Linked DNA regions of Homo sapiens: region 1 is linked to region 2. A link is a loop called in an ENCODE intact Hi-C map of the cell type or tissue named here. Cell type or tissue: heart right ventricle. All regions are shown on one strand. Each heading gives the region's core, and the rest is flanking DNA. Links, peaks and the distances in the headings are about the cores only. Region 1 overlaps PLEKHA5 (pleckstrin homology domain containing A5). Region 2 overlaps PIK3C2G (phosphatidylinositol-4-phosphate 3-kinase catalytic subunit type 2 gamma).

Region 1 (8,389 bases), core at 330-8,329, 860 kb before region 2:
AAATTATGTCTAATAACAAAAAATTCCCAACAAATTAAAATTAAATATTAATAGAACATTTTATAAAAACTGAGTCACTCCTTGTTAAATGCCACTTTCTTTTTTTTTGAGATAGAGTCTCGCTCTGTTACCCAAGCTGGAGTGCAGTGGTGTGATCTTGGTTCACTGCAACCTCTGCCTCCAGGGCTCAAGTGATTCTCCTGCCTCAGCCTCCCAAGTAGCAGGGATTACAGGTGCACACCACCATGCTCGGCTAGTTTTTGTATTTTTAGTAGAGACGGTGTTTCGCCACGTTGGCTGGGCTGGTCTCAAATTCCTGACCTTAGGTGATCCACCTGCCTCAGCCTCCCAAAGTGCTGGGATTACAGGCGGGAGCCACCACACCCGGCCCATTGCCATTTTCACTTTTGAACATTCACCTCAACCAGGCACACCTGGTGCCACCACTGAGGTAATGCTAGGAATGTGAGCCTCCTATAAAACTGGCTCTACACACGTTGGCAAAGACCAAACATTGGAAGTACACAGCAAACAGGGAATAAGGACAGGCAACTGCAAATCACCTCCACTACACACTTCACCCATCTTCCTTCCTCCCTTACTCCCTCCCTCTCTCTCTTTCTCTGTTTCTTTATTTTTAAGACAGAGTCTTGCGCTGTAGCCCAGGCTGGAGTGCAGTGGTGCATGATCTCGGCTCACTGCAACCTCCACCTCCCGGGTTCAAGCAATTCTCATGCCTCAGCCTCCCAAGCTGCTGGGATTACAGACGTTCACTGTGACGCCCGGCTCATTTTTGTATTTTTAGTAGAGGCAGGGTTTCTCCATGTTGGCCAGCCTCGTCTCGAACTCCTGGCCTCCAGTGAGCCGCCTGCCTCAGCCTCCCAAAGTGCTGGGATTACAGGCATGAGCCATTGCATCCAGCCAACTTCACCCACCTTTAAACTCCCCTTTAGGAATACAGAGCACACTACATTCACCCTCCTTCTTGCCTTCCAACAAGACAATTCACAGCTTGGTGTCTGTTCCTTTAATTAGGTCAGCTCCAAGCTGAGATAAGCCTCAAGGAGTAGGTGTTTTAATGGGATAAGAAGAACGAAGTCTAGAGAATTTAGGCCCTCAATTTCAGGTGACCCAGCATTTGTATCCCTCTTTACCTCCACACCTGTCCTTTCTCCCTGTTTATTATGGAATTCCTGAATCCACCTGGTCAGAGATTTCATATTCTATCACTTGTAAAAGTCATGTTATTAATTCAACGTGACTGAAATAGCTGAGAAGCCTGAAAAACTGTATTATATTTAAGAAGTTCTATTAAGTATTAAAAGTAAGAAAATCTCTATGAATCCCACCTGATGATCCAAATATATGGTGTTCCTTTGGAGATGATGTGAAAGAATTTCATTCTAGTAGGCACCAATTAAGAAAAAAGGGACAGAGAAAGAGGATGTGGAATTCAAGAAAAGGTCAATTTTGGAATAAGAAAAACAGGTAATTTACTACAACCTATTATATCACAGTACACGACAACTTTCACGCACATGCTCCCCTGTAAATGGTACCGCTGACATATTAAATTACAAAATTATATTTTGTTTTGTAAGAAATTACGTAGACATGCATATGAACAATGAACTATTAAGCAGAAAAATTCCTTAAAATAGCTTTAGCAAACTGACTGTTAGAACTTTTACATGTCAATTATTTCCTCTAATATAGTACTACTTCTTTAAATAAGATCTTTCTTATATAACCAGAGCTATAAACCCTTTGAGAAACGGTTATGTGTTCGTTCTTTTCATTAAAAATAAGACATTTTAAAATTAATTTTTAACATTTAAAAGGCAGTATTATTAAAGCTATAATGAATTTTTAATTTATTGTTTTATTGGAAATTATAGGACTTCTCAATATTTGTTTTACCAGATATGGAAGTCACAGTATTCAGTGAGTAACAACATGAAGTTAATGCGTACATGAAGTATTGTACGCATTGCCTTCCTCAAAACCAAAAGCCAGTGGGTGAGCGGGTGGGGTAGAAGGCTAAGAAGAAATGCACCCTACCTGTATTTTCTTTCAGTAATGTATAAATAAGTTGAATTCTCAAAGGGTTAATAGGAGATTCTAATGTTGTCACTATAATGATGGTATGGGCTCATGCTCAACACTAATGATGCTGATCATATTGACTGATGAGTGTTTCAAAATAAGAGATGATGGCAGACGACACAGACAAATCTCTCCATAGCTGACCTTTGGGCTGTGGGCCTCAAGCTTTAGCTGCATGAGCTGTGCTAACGTATGCTCCCGGATACTACTCAGTTCGGCTTGCTGCCGTCTCAGCTTTATTAGCAGCAGCGTAAGCTCCTCTGGCTGAAGGAGTACAATTTAAGAATCCAAACAGTGGAAAACAGATTAATTGTTGTCTTAAGTGACAGATATTAAACCAAGATTTCTTGGCAAGTTTCCTCTTATGGTTGACATCAAACATAGTGCCTAGGCACTATGATGATAGGTCCTACATAAATGCATAGATATCTAGAGAAATAGAAGGAACAGTGTTACTTTAAAAGATACAGCAAAACAACAGTAAATTAAGGCATTTTCTCAGAACTCATGAGAACATTTAAATGTTAAGTACAAAAAAGCACAATGCCAAAAAAACATTATAAAGGTTTGTACATAAGTGCTACTAAAAAATTATTAAAAGATATTTTACTAAGATATCTAAAAAAATTACACCTTTTCCCAGCAATAGTACAAATACCTGCATGTCCAACTTTCTAACAGAACTACATAAAATAATTAAAATAAATGTAGTCCGGGCACAGTGGCTCACGCCTGTAATCCCAGCACTTTGGGAGGCTGAGGGAGGCGGATCACAAGGTCAGAAGTTCGAGACCAGCCTGAGCCCTGCCTCTACTAAAGATTAAAGAAAAATTAGCCAGGCATGGTGGCACGCAACTGTAATCCCAGCTACTCGGGAGGCTGAGGCAGGAGAATCGCTTGAATCCAGGAGGTGGAGTTTGCAGTGAGCCGAGATCACGCCATTGCATTCCAACCTGGGCGACACGGCGAGACTCCATCTCAAAATAAATAAATAAAAAAATAAATAAAAATAAAATAAAATAAAATAAAACTTGGATATCTTCACATTATTAAATTTGGGATCTGGGTTCTATTAATTGCTTCCCAGTTATACTCTGAAATGTCACTGTTAGTGCTTTCATATAGCATTTTTTATGACCAAAAGATCAGTTTTATTTTTTAAGAAAAAGAGAGTTTCCATGGGCACATAAACCCTCCTTCTTCACTCTGGGAAAAGAAGAGAACCTTTTTTTGGTTCCTGATTGGTGACTGTGATCCAAAGGAAAATAAATTTTCAACAGTGGATGAAATTCCTTAATGGGCCAATTTAATATACTTTTCTTAGAAATACAGTAAAGTATGATCATTGGCATTCTTATAGCCCATAAAATATTACTTGGTATTTCTCTGAGCTTTGTTATGATTAACAACTGAAAGCAGGCTACAGGCTTTCCTCACTGGAGTGCTGCAATGTACTCTTAAAAATTCCAGGCTAAAAAGTATTCCCAAGATTGGTTTGTTTTGCCTACACGACAGCATTGCATTAACTCTCTTCCGTTCTGTTTATTTGCTATTGCTCTTTATTTTCTGACAATTCTTTTCAAAAACAGAAATCATTTTTAACCATTATCCAAAATCATATTAAAAATTATTGCCTTCAGAAGAAAAAGTGTTAGCAGAAGTTACTATTGGATTCCTTAGATAAAACTGGGTATCCACAGGTGAGACAACAGTTTTTTACTGTATATTAAATGGTCAAAGAATATTTGGTGTATGAGATTTAAATAAACCATGTAAGAGAAAAAGAACAGTTGCTTTTGCTCTGATGCCAATCCTATCTCGTGACCTCATGATGCTAGGATAGTCCTTGTTTTATGATCATCATCTCCAACACTTGAGGTCTTGCCAGGGAGAAGGTAAGATGGGCAAAGGGATTTAGATATTCTAAGAACCCAGAGTGATACCGCAAGGAATACTGAAACTCTGGTTTATTATTTATGGAGCTAAACAGACTAAGAGATTTTCAAAAGGATGAAAGATACCAATAACTTTATTTAGATTTTGAGGCCAAATAAAGAGGCACATTTGACCAAAGAAAGTAGGTGGTGGTAAATAAATTTTGGCTAAATATCCACTAGAGGGAGCAAGGCAGAAGAGAAACATTTGTGGTATGCTATTTAGCATTTACTCTATGATTAATGACTATTTGTCAGGCCAACAATCTAATGTTTTAAGATTCCCACATTTAAAAGTCCTTAGTCTTAATCAAATAATCTTTGGCAAATAAACTGCAGGAAGCTTAAAGCAAGGAAATATTTCATTTTATCTAAATGTGTAAAAGATAAAATAAAACAATGTTTTTACAAAACACATAAGATGAATTTGATTACTGCAGGAAGAGAATTTTAAATAATGAACAACTATACACACAGGTGCTAAAATCACATCTTTACAGAAACTGAGGTTATCTACTGACAATAAAGCCAGTGCCCCTGATAAAAGAATACCATTAAAATAAACTGAAGTGAGGAAAAGTCATCTTTTCTCTTTAACTAGAAGAAGTGTCCTGCTAATGTAACTCCTTTCCAATTAACATAACACTGACAATGAAATGGTAATGGTAAATACTTGCTTTGATCGAACGCTTGTTACAGTCTTTTTCTGCTGATATGTAAATCAGTTTATTTTACAAACAGCTCTAAAGAAGTTAATCTAAAAATTCACACGAAAAACTTAATACGCTGGTAGTTTGACTACAAATAACTGCTTGCTGGATTTGTTCACTAATGAATTACTGCAACTTCTGTTTTAAGGATAAGGGAATGAAAGTAAAGAAACCCACCTAGTTCATACAATAAAGTTTCTTTTTTTTTTTTTTTTTTTTGAGACAGAGTCTTGCTCTGTTGCCCAGGCTGGAGTGCAATGGCAGGATCTCGGCTCACTGCAAACTCCACCTCCTGGGTTCAAGTGATTCTCCTGCCTCAGCCTCCCAAGTAGCTGGGATTACAGGCACGCACCACCATGCCCGGCTAATTTTGTATTTTTAGTAGAGATGGGGTTTCAACATGTTGGCCAGGCTGGTCTTGAACTCCTGACCTCAAGCGATCCGCCTGCCTTGGCCTCCCAAAGTGCTGGGATTACAGGCATGAGCCACCGTGCCCGGCCATAAAGTTTCAAAATATAATCTTTTATTTGGCCAGTCAGACACTTAGGAAAAGGTATCCACTAAAACACTGAAATGGCTACATGATTTCAAATTCTGATGAGCATCTCTTGCACAAAAGCAGTAATGTTTTTTCTTTGGGAGAACCTCTGAAAATTCAAACTTAAAAATTATGTTAGATATGTACCTTCCTGTGCAGCACATAAATAAAACATGGTATGGTAAATAAAGATATTACTCACCGTTTTCCCTTGGAGGCTCTGGGGACTAACAGACTGTAAAGTCAGGCCAGCTGGCACTGACCTTCTGTCAGGCACATAGACATGCTAGGAAAGTAAAGGCACAATGTAATTCTGTGGTAAAGTTTTTTTTTTCTTATCAATGTCAGCAAGGAGAAATCTTAAATTCCTATTATGAAATACCATTTAAAATTGCTATTAGTGCTTATGAAAGATGATAGAGACTAACATTTCTTGACATAAAATACTGATGTGGGGCTGGGTGCGGTGGCTCACGCCTGTAATCCCAACACTTTGAAAGGCCAGGGTGGACAGATCACTTGAGGTCAGGAGTTCGAGACCAGCCTAGCCAACATGGTGAAACCCTGTCCTTTCTCTACTAAAAGTATAAAAAATTAGCCAGGTGTGGTGGCGTGGGCCTGTAATCCTAGCTACTCGGAAGGCTGACGTGGGACAAGTGCTTGACCCCGGGAGGCAGAGGTTGCAGTGAGCCGAGATAGCACCACTGCACTCCAGCCTGGGCAACAGAGCGAGGCTCCATCTAAAAAAATAATGATGTGGATGAGCAGAGTAATTCTTTTTTTTTTTGTTTTTTGAAGCAGAGTCTCACTCTGTTGCCCAGCCTGGAGTGTATGGCAAGATCTCAGCTCACTGCAACCTCCACCTCCTGGGTTCAAGAGATCCTCCTACCGCAGCCTCTCAAGTAGCTGGGATTACAGGCGCATGCCACCACGTCTGACTAATTTTTGTATTTTTAGTAGAGACGGGGTTTCACCATGTTGGCCAGGCTGGTCTCGAACTCCTGGCCTCAAGCAATCCACCTACCTCGGCCTCCCAAAGTGCTAGGATTACAGGCTTGAGCCACTTGCCCGGCCTGAACAGAGTAATTCTAAAATCTGGTTTAGAGGTTCTCAAAAACTCTTTGACCTCAGGATCCCTTTATATTCTTAAAAAGAAAATTTAGTGGCAAGAGTGGCATTGTTTTACAGTTTTGCAAATCTTTAATGTCTGGCTGGATTCTTGTATCTGTTTCTGTATTTAATCTGTTGTGATAATCTCTTTTAGTGGAAGTATGTGAAGAAAATCTACCCTCAATATATATAGTTGGAAAAAAGGAGAGAATTTTAATAGTTTTTCTTGATAATTATAGATGTTCATCTTTGACACTGCGCTATAGCTCAAAAAACTGATATTTTTTAAAGGTTAGTTACAAAGTGATATCTGAAACCTTATCAATGAACTTTTGATACTCTGTTACATTAATATCCACTTGGTCTATTTGTACTTTAAATGAATCTTGTGACATCAAACACTGGTCATCTGGAAAATATTGGTTCAGTGAGTTATGCAATGTTCTAAATATTGACATATGTCAGTATACAATATAAAAACATCACAACTGTTAATATCACCGCCAATCTTTAAGCACCGGAAAGCTGTCAAGTTCAGGGTGGCAGATACATGATTTTCAAAATTCTATTTTTTGCTTGAAAACTCAAACGTTGTTATCAGTAACAAATACTGTCAGTTGTTTTCCTTGAAGTGACAGGATAGCATTCACTTTGAGAAAGTGTGTCTATCAAATACCACGTCTGAATATTGACAGTTGTCTTTTGTTCAAGTAAAAATATGTTTCACAATAAAAGGAACTAATTCAGCTTGCAACTCCATCATGTGTTTTACTGTGAGACAACGGTTAGCACTTTGGTATGCCATAGAAATGCTTTATGCATTTACCATTTCATCACAAGTAATAGTAAAAGAATATGTAACAAAATGTTAAGGTTCAATAAAATTATTTTCTACTGTTTCATGAATGAGATTTATAAGTGAACCTGATACTTTATTTTTTACTTCAAGTGTGTGGCAGGGAGGGCTACAATGACCACTAGCATAGTCTGGATCCACTGCCTTGATTTATGCTAAGGTGCCAGAAATTTTACTCACCATCGCTTCTGCACTACTAGAGCAAATAGGAACACAATGAATAATGCCTTATTATGATCATAAAAATAGTTTTGACTCCCTGAAACGGTCATGGGAGGGAACCCCCACAGGGGTCCATGAACTACACTTTAAGAACCACTGATCTAGATCAAGGAAGAGGATAGGATAGTTTGAAAGAAAAATTTGGCAATTTTGGAGAAGTCTTTTGGGAGTAGCAGTAGCAGACAGTTGAGAATTGGATAGAGAATATAGATTCATCTCATATTTGCTGTCGAAACAGATGATATATTCTGGCCAAGAACATGAAAAATACTATTAACCATGAGAGCATGTAATTTAGAGCCAATTGTTAGACCATACACATTAAGTTGTATTAGATCAGATTTTTCTTATATATTGTTACTATTTTTATCAATCATGATTTAGTCTTTGGAAAAAGTGAGGAAACACTGAACTTTGTTACGATGGAGTTCAAAGTGAGCCTTTTGTTGTGAGGCAAATTAAAACTTTCTTCAAAGGAAAATTCCTGATTAATCTATTAATCTTAACAAATGCTTATTTATGGAAATATCAAGCAAATGCTTAGGTAATAACGCAGCTGAAGAAATCAGCTTGTCACAAGGATAAGAAAAGAGCATTTTAAAACAGTATAAAGCAATAACTTATTATTACTATTTTTTGAGTCAGAGTCCTGCTCTGTCTCCCAGGCTTGGGTGCAGTGGTGCAATCACAGCTTACTACAGCCTCAACCTTCCATGTTCAAGTGATCCTATGGCCTTGGCTCCCCAAAGTGTTGGGAATACAGGTGTGAGCCACTATGTCCGGTCAAAGAACTCTTCAGTATGAAAAAAAAAGCACTTTAGGATAGACATTAGGGAACTGGTTGTGTACTAGCTGACTAATCAAAGCCACTGCTTTAGCATTATGAAAAGCTGATTGATACAAAGCACTTTGA
Region 2 (8,389 bases), core at 364-8,363:
AAAAGCATCTCCAACATCATGCTATGATTCTCTTGCTATGATTCTACAATTATATGCTATGATTCTCTTTCTATGATTCTATGCTATGATTCTCTTTCTATGATTCTATGATTATATGCTATGATTCTATCTTATTTGGGTCCAGGTTCAGGGAATACATTTGAGAGTTCCAAATTTAGGGGATGTAATGGTTTCAATGTGTTCCCTTTAAAAATTCATGAGCTGGAAATTTAATCCCCATTGCAACAGTATTGACAGGTGGGGGTCTAATGGAAGATGTTCAGGATCTATTCACTCATGAATGGGTTCATGCCCTTATAAAAAAGTCTCCCAAAAGTCAGTTTGCTTTTCTTCACTATTCTACAACATGAGGAACAACAGTCCTTTCCTCTGGAAGATGCAGTGTTCAAGGTGCAATCTCGGAAGCAGAGACTGGGCCCTTACCAGACACCAAACCTGCTAGCATCTTGATCTTGGATTTTTCAGCCTCCAGAACTTAGAGAAATAATTTCTGTTGTTTATTTCTCAGATATTCTGTTACTGCAGCACCAATGGATGAGGATAGGGAATGACTGAGCCATAAGATGAAAGGATTCTGGGTAAGTCCCATCAATGAGCTGATGACATTCAATTTTCTGTCACCATCCCAGATCTTTTCCCTGTCCTTCAGGCCTGTACCCTACTGCTTACTGTGTATTTTTAGTTGGAAGGAAACCAAACACTCATTTGCCTACATTTTATTATTGTCATGTTCTTTCCCATCCTAGAGGGATTTATTTTCTAACTCATTTAACTTGATGAAATGGGTGACTTAATTGTATTAGCATAATTGGTAGTTGCTTAATTGAACAGTGTTTTTGAGAAAACTGAGAAAGTCTTGGTTTTATGAAATAGGTGCTGAAAAATAAGTACAAAGTGAGTCTACTAAGTAGATTACTCAGTTATTGTTATCATAACTCATGGTTTAATAGTAAAACTAAAAGAGCACACTTAATGTTTTATTTTTATTTATTTATTTTTTTCGAGATGGAGTCTAGCTCTTTCACCCAGGCTGGAGTGCAATGGCGTGATCTCGGCTCACTGTAACCTCCGCCTCCTGGGTTCAAGTGATTCTCCTGCCTCAGCCTCCTGCCTCAGCCTCCCAAGTAGCTAGGATTACAGGCACCTGCCACCACGCCCAGCTAATTTTTGTATTTTTAGTAGAAATGGGGTTTCACCATGTTGGGCAGGCTGGTCTGAAACTCCTGATCTCATGACCTACCCTCCTCGGCCTCCCAAAGTACTGGGATCATAGGCATGAGCCACCACGCCGGGACACATTTAATGTTTTAAATATCAATTAGACACTATAAAAGAAAGATTCTGGAAACAATCTGCTATCTACTTCAAAGCTCCTTCAAGGATACAATTTTAGTGGGCTTATTGTATATACCTACTTATTAACATTTACAACTGACAGCACTTGTGAGTCATGCCAACAACTAGGGGCAACAATTTTGAGCTTTTAAATATCTCAATTTTCAATATGGTTTTCATTTCAGTTTTGCTCTTAAGTTAAAAAAAAAAAGTCACATCTTCAGTACTTGAATGAGTTCCTAATTGATAGAAAAAACAAACATTTCCTGAATTCTTCAAATTACCCTTTTTTGAAAGTAGATGTTGAATTAGAAAGAAATCTGAATTGGGCATGAGATATCATAAACGTATTTTAATTTCAATTCTTCAGTCAGCTTAGATGATTGTCATTGGAAAAATCACTTAACATGTTGAGATCCCTTTCTGGGATAGCAGATGATCCTTCAAGTCCCATTTGGCTTCAAAATACTGTAACTCTATGAATATCTGTTAGTGTATTCCTTTTGGATGCCAAATTCAAATATTATTAGAAGACAAGAATAATTTCTAAACAGAATGCCTTTTTGCCAACCATATTTTTTGTTGGCTAGAGCAAAGTCAGTCTGATTGAGAAACAATAAATAATTAAACACTATAATACTGCTTTTCAGGGACTTAACCCAAATCTCTAGTATAAACTATGACAGTGGGGGACTAACATTATTATAGGGAAACCAGATTACTATCTAAGGAAGCAGTGATGTAATTGGATGTGGTTATTATAATGAAAAATTGCTGGACAGTGGATTAGGAAGCTCAGTTCCCAAAGGCCTGGGTGGGTCCAAGTTTCAACATTTGAGTTCATTATGTATATACATAATGTTCATTTCCATAACTCTTCACTTTTTCTTAACAAAATAGAAGATTTTGAGGGAAAAATGATTTAAACCAGTGATACATTGATGCTGGAGCTCTTTTCTTGGCTTTTGACTTGATTTGTGGTAGAAGTTTGTATAAGATTCTATTTTCATAGATATTTATTAGCAGTAATAAGGCTTAAATGACACCAAATTTATTTAAAGATTGTATGGTATTTTAAAAATCTTTTTATTAAAGGAACTACATAAAATCTCTATTGCATAAAATAGAAACAAAACAGACAAAAACAACTGTTCCTGTATTATGCCTTCACTGGAAAACTATGCTAATGGATTTTACAGATTATTGTGTACAAAGGAAACCTTGTTACCACTATCTGCCTCTTTTCCTTCAGGTTGGTTGGGATAGAGAACAGTTGCTTTTGGTTTAAGCAAGTTGCTGAAGGTAGGGATTCTATCCTGTGTATACATTTCTGAGGACAACAAAGTGGAAAGATGATTACAGCAGATCAATATTAAAAGTCAGTGAGACATATCTTTCCCTAACAAAAGATGAAGCAATAATTCATCATTTATTACATTGTAAAGGTAAAAAAATAAATTAGTTGCAAAATAATGATTCTCAAAGGTAAAGGGCTGAGGCTTTAAAGCCCCCTATGGATTCTGTATCATGTGTGCTGTATTGCTCTGCAAGACCTCCCTGAAGTACAGCTCTTTCCCCTTGCTTCAGGGAGTGTTCCAGACATCAAAACAAAAAGAGAGAGCATTTACCTCCTTTGTGTATTCATTTGTAAGCCTTTATCAGTATTTAAAACTGACAGAATGGGAGCACACAGACTTTTTTACTCACTGGATGTCTGGCCTTGCCTCTCTGCTTTTATTTGGAAAAGGTCATAGGCAAAACTGTAAAGTGGACAAAATTTGTTGAGTTCCCTCTCTCTACTCTGTCCCTGCCACGTGGCCAGTGGGCTCTTTCCTCCTGCCTGGATGCTAATGTTAGCCCCTGAGCTTCTTTAAGGCAAGGATCATCCTTTGTTTTATTGTTAATCATTCAACAGTGTCCATCATCTCTATGTTTGTCACATTAATGAAAAAATGATAAACTAATTCCCATAATCATTAGGTTCAGAATATATATATTTTCATATTAGAAGAGAACTGCTGGAAGAGAGCAATACTTAACCTCAAGGAGTGACTTGCAAATGAGAGAATTTCAGGCATTAGGGGATACGTATTGTGGAGAGGCGGGTGAGAGAGACAACTGTGACTTTGAATCTCATGATGCCAAATTTCCACATCTTTTTGCTTTATTTAAAGTCATCTGTGACTTGAGAACTTGCCCCCAAAATTTTAGATAAAAGAGTTGAGGGAAGATTATTTAAAAAAAAAATGGACAGATTTTTGGATCATCTCAGTTTTATGGATAGCATATTAAAGTCACAGGATATGGTCATTTAATACCCTGTACCAGAGACAACATTGGCTTAATTCATTTCGTGGTTTTCTCAACTGGTACAGAAGATGCTGCTCCATCAACTTGTTCTTAGGCCCTAACTCCTGTCTTGGTTTGTCCTGGACTTCTGCTCACATTCTCCCTCTTCTCCAGTTTTGGTTTCACTAGTGATATCCATTGCCTCGTTTCTGATCAGGTCAATCTCCTGGAATTGCTTTAGCCAGGCCAGCTCTTAGTTGACCTCTGAAGCAGCTCTCCTCCACCCCCTATCGACATAAGTCTGCATGTGCACAGCTGAGTCCAGGAAACTTAATCCTATTCATACATTGAATAGTAAATTATTGAATGTCTATAAAGTGCCAAGTACTGTTCTAGGTACTTGTGATATATCAGTGAATAAAGCAGAAAAAAGATCCTTACATTGATAGAGCTTGCAAATGGGAGCCTCACTTCAGGTTATCCCCATACTTTGAAAGGAACATTTTGAAGAGATTTTTGCATTAGGTGCCTTAAGTGACACCTTATAAAAGGAGCTGTGTTATAATATGGTTTCCTACCAGACAGTTTTTCATTCCAATTGGTTCTCTCTTGGAGTTTGTTCAATCAGACTTGGTAGGAGGAGTGGGAAAGACTGCAATACTGTTGTTCTACCTACGATGTATCCCATAGCATACTGATGCTCCAGTTTCTAAAAACACATATTTAAATTTTTATCTTCCATAAGAAATACTTATTGTAGGTCAGGTTCTCTAGAACAGGACATGAGGCAGAATTTCACTGTTTGTGATTTACTGAAGAAGTGCTCTTCAGGAAAAATCTTATGAGGGAGTAAGAGCAGAATTATAGGGAAGGGAAAGGAATTAACAAGGATGAGATCTCGGGTCAAGTCTAACCTTGATCTGATTTATGGGGAGGCTCTGGAATGTAAATTATATCTTAGAGATTTTCCCACTTCGTAGGCCAGGGGGCTGTGGAATCAGAGGCTAATTCTCCAGAGAAGGGGCCGTATTTTGTTAGCAGTCACTGCAGCAGATGGGAGTGGGTGCAGCAGCCAGGTAGAGGCGCACAGCAGTGCCTTTGACAGTGCCCAATTTCATATTCCCTGAGTACCATGGAATTTCCAGTACTGTGTGTGAAAATATTGATGGCCTTACAGACATTTCTGTGGATTCATAATTTTTAAAACATTTTTTGAGTATCTACTGAGTTTCAGATACTGTGCTGGATTGGTACATGGAAGAGTGTGACATGATTGCTGTCTTGAGCTACTCTGTGGACTAAGAGGGGGAAGGGACAGGGCAGCAGTGGTGTCAAGGGAGTGTGATATGATGTCTGGCAGAGTCATGAACAGTATGCTGTTTGACATGATGTGGAAGCAATACTCAATCCCAGATGGTGGCTGGGAGAGGGTCAGGGAAAGCTTCCTGATGATGTGACATCCTAGGCAATTGACTCAGAGCCTTCATAAAGTCTGTTATATTATTTTCCTGTGGCTGCCGTAACAAGTTAACACAAACTAGTGATAACAGAAATGTATTCTCACAGTTCTGGAGGCCAGAAGTCCAAAATCAGGGTGTAAGCAGGGCTGTGCTCTCTCCCAAGGCTCCGGGGAGAACCTTCCTTGCCTCTTCCAGCTTATGGTAGCTCTAGGCATTCCTTGGCTTGAGGCTGCAATCAATGCCTCCCTTTTCATGACCTTCTCTCTGTGTGTGTCTTCTCCTCTTCTGCCTCTCTTTAGGTCACTTGGCATTGGATTCAGGGCTCACCCTGATAATCCAGGGGGAACTAATCTCAAGATCTTTAATTAAATTCTATCGTCAAAGACCCTTTTTCTCCATAAGGTCACATTCACAAATCACAGGTTTCTGAGGTTAGGCTGTGGACATATCTTCTTTGGGGCCACCACTCAACTCAATACTTGACTAGTGGTTAAAGTGTTTCCTATTCCAAATGGAAAGGGGCACTACATTTAAGCTTTTGTAATTAATTGTTACATAATGGGGGAGGGGCCTCCTGGGCATAAGCTCCAAATGTTATGGTTCCCATTTATAGCCACCTTTTAGGATGCAAACTGTGAGGTAAAGCTTTTAAATTCAAACACAAAGCTTCTAGTTAACTCACTTGCCTTGGAAAATAGGGGCTATTCATCCTACATTCACTCTTCCAGTGGAAGAGACTCACGTGAGCCTAAGTCAATTTCACCTCTCAGAAAGGCTACCCACAGTGATGCCAAGTAGTCAAGATGGTTTTCATTCCAATCTTACTTATTCATAGCTCAGTATCTGGTGAGGCAACTTTCTGATCACTGATAGTGACAGGTGGAAGTTGTGGAGCAGGGAGCGCTGTTGAGGATATATAGAGTTATAGGGCTTGGTGAATAATTGGTCATGTTAGTGAGAAACAAGGAAGACCTCAAGACCTGTGTGAGCAAGACAGGATATTTAGTTCAGTTTTGAATATGGTGAATCTGAGGAAGCAGTAATTCATCCACGTGAAAAAAAATCTCATAAACTCATGACTGATGGGTTTCTAGTTTTTTTTTTTTTTAAATAAGACTTTTTTTTAAGGAAAGATATTTTGAGTATTTTTTTTTCATGAATCGTGAGATGGGAGCTGCATCTTTAAAGTTTTAACACAAACATTTTGCACAGAAGCAGTCACTCCCTAAATATGATGCTTGGCTTGAGCTATATTTTTTAACTCTGATATATTTTAAATATAATTAATATTATTTTATGCTTAGTGCATGTTGCCTGATTCTTAATTTTTATTTGTTTTAAGGGGATGTAGGCACTTTTGAATCTCCCCCCTTAGAGGATCAGGAACAATAACTAATAGGTCATAGGCTTAATACCTGGGTGATGAAATAATCTGCACAATAAATCCCCATGACACATGTTTACCTATGTAACAAACCTACACGTGTGACCCTGGACTTAAAAGTTAAAGAAAACTCCTTCCTGTTTTATTTCTCTTTTTTCATATTCTTACAAACAAAGCTCTCAAAACAAACAGTCCATTTATAATTTATATTCTTTTCTATTCCTTCTTAGTTTCTCCTTGAATCACTGAAAGGAAAAATGGGCTTGATTTTTTTTTTCGAAAGGATGAGAATTATACACAAAAAAGCTTCCCTTCCAACCTTTTTGGAAACAGTGACGTAATTGTGTTTACATGAATTTGCAAGTATGACATTGATTTACCACTTTGTGTGCACCCATTGTTGCCTTTCAAATGACTCCACTTTTCATACAACTTTAGCAAATGAAGAACTTACTGAGGTGGTCCAAGTATTTTAACAATCGTTAGTCAATTAGAATAAGTCTTTAATATTTTATTATATTTTTAATATACTTTTAAAACTTTTTTTTTTTTTTTTTTTAATGGAGTCTCGCTGTTGTCAGCCCAGGCTGGAGTGCAATGGCGCGATCTCGGCTCACTGCAACCTCCCGGGTTCCAGCAATTCTCCTGCCTCAGCCTCCTGAGTAGCTGAGATTACAGGCGCCCGCCACCAGGCCCGGCTAATTTTTGTATTTTTAGTAGAAATGGGGGTTTCACCGTGTTGGCCTGGCTGATCTCGGACTCCTGACCTCAGGTGATCCACCAGCCTTGGCCTCCCAAAGTGCTGGGATTACAGACGTGAGCCACCACGCCCGCCTAAAACATTGTCTTTTATATATTTTATACTTTATATATTTTTATATTTTTGTTCAAATATTAAAATAAAAATTGTTATCTGGCTATGTTACTTTTTTAATATGTGTGCATTTTAATAATGCATGCAAAAAACAGTAAAGTTTTAAGGGAATTAAACATTGAGTTTAATGGAGTCTTACATTTAATATGACAGCAGAACACCACAAAGTGTATCCACTTAACTTTCCTTTGCCCCAAAGTAGCTTTCTGAAAAACTGAAGAAAATAAGACTTCATTCAGAGCTTTAATAAGAGTCTATTCATGGAAGGGCCTCATGCCAGTCAATGTATCTTATGTTTTATTATAATAACATGCTAGAGGAATTGTTCTGCTTTTTAAATTAGGCATTTAAAATGAAAATAAGCATCAAATCAAACAGTCTCCGACCAAGTTCCTGTGTATCTTCTTTGCTACATCTTCTTGAGTGATTTTCATGAGAAGAGTGATCTCATTATGAGTAACATTTCTTGAAGCAGAAAAATATGACACTCCAAAATGATATTGACTTGCTGTTTTCCTGTTATTTAGTGGTCTTAACTATCAATCAAAGCAACTAAATGATGCCTGTCATACATTCAGGAGAGTAAAACATAGATCTAATTTTATCCTTAGGTCATTGAAACTTATAATTGTTAAAACTTTGTCCTATGAAATTAAAATTGAATCAACAAGGTTAACAATACAAAGGAAAGTAGGAAGAACAGTATGCAAAGAATATTATGTTCAATAGAATCAAGTGTAGGTGATAATAGGATAAATCGTTTTTTGAAAACAGGATTGGAACCAAAATTTGTTTTTAATAAGTGAGTTTTTAACATTAGAAGGATTTTATTCTTAACTCTCAATTATATAATCACAAAAAAAAATCAATGTTTCAGGAAAACACACTTAATCCTAACATAAAATTCATGTCACTTATCACAAAGTTAGATAGTCAAGTGTATAAAGGAGAAACAAAACAGAAATAGTAATTTTAAACCACATGAGACATCGCAAAGAATTTTTTTTGTTAATAAACAACCCATAA

Evidence for each region. Hi-C counts contacts between places; a loop is a spot of excess contacts. Peaks named below come from ENCODE experiments on the same cell type or tissue, not always from the same donor. Only the 100,000 strongest peaks of a DNase experiment are listed, where the experiment ranks them.
Region 1: it touches region 2 in a loop (3-fold over the local background); 15 of 110 quality-filtered maps call a loop at or near these places.

The regions. Positions count from the first base shown.
Region 1 is chr12:19,284,658-19,293,046 of GRCh38, reverse strand. PLEKHA5 (pleckstrin homology domain containing A5) reads right to left here. Exons shown (of 32, transcript NM_001256470.2): 13 at 5,491-5,574; 14 at 2,251-2,370; 15 at 1,350-1,403. Among named protein-coding and RNA genes, the nearest start is that of AEBP2, 150 kb to the left of the region's middle. In heart right ventricle, for the core only: CTCF peaks have their summits at 4,009 and 4,217 (motif pointing right); no DNase peak of the experiment used is centred there.
Region 2 is chr12:18,426,160-18,434,548 of GRCh38, reverse strand. The region is part of intron 18 of PIK3C2G (phosphatidylinositol-4-phosphate 3-kinase catalytic subunit type 2 gamma); the gene reads right to left. It overlaps LOC124902891 (a long non-coding RNA gene), which reads left to right. Exons shown (of 3, transcript XR_007063234.1): 2 at 530-599. Among named protein-coding and RNA genes, the nearest start is that of PIK3C2G, 170 kb to the right of the region's middle. In heart right ventricle, for the core only: CTCF peaks have their summits at 3,739 and 3,939; a DNase peak (open chromatin) is centred at 3,898; H3K27ac peaks cover 903 bases.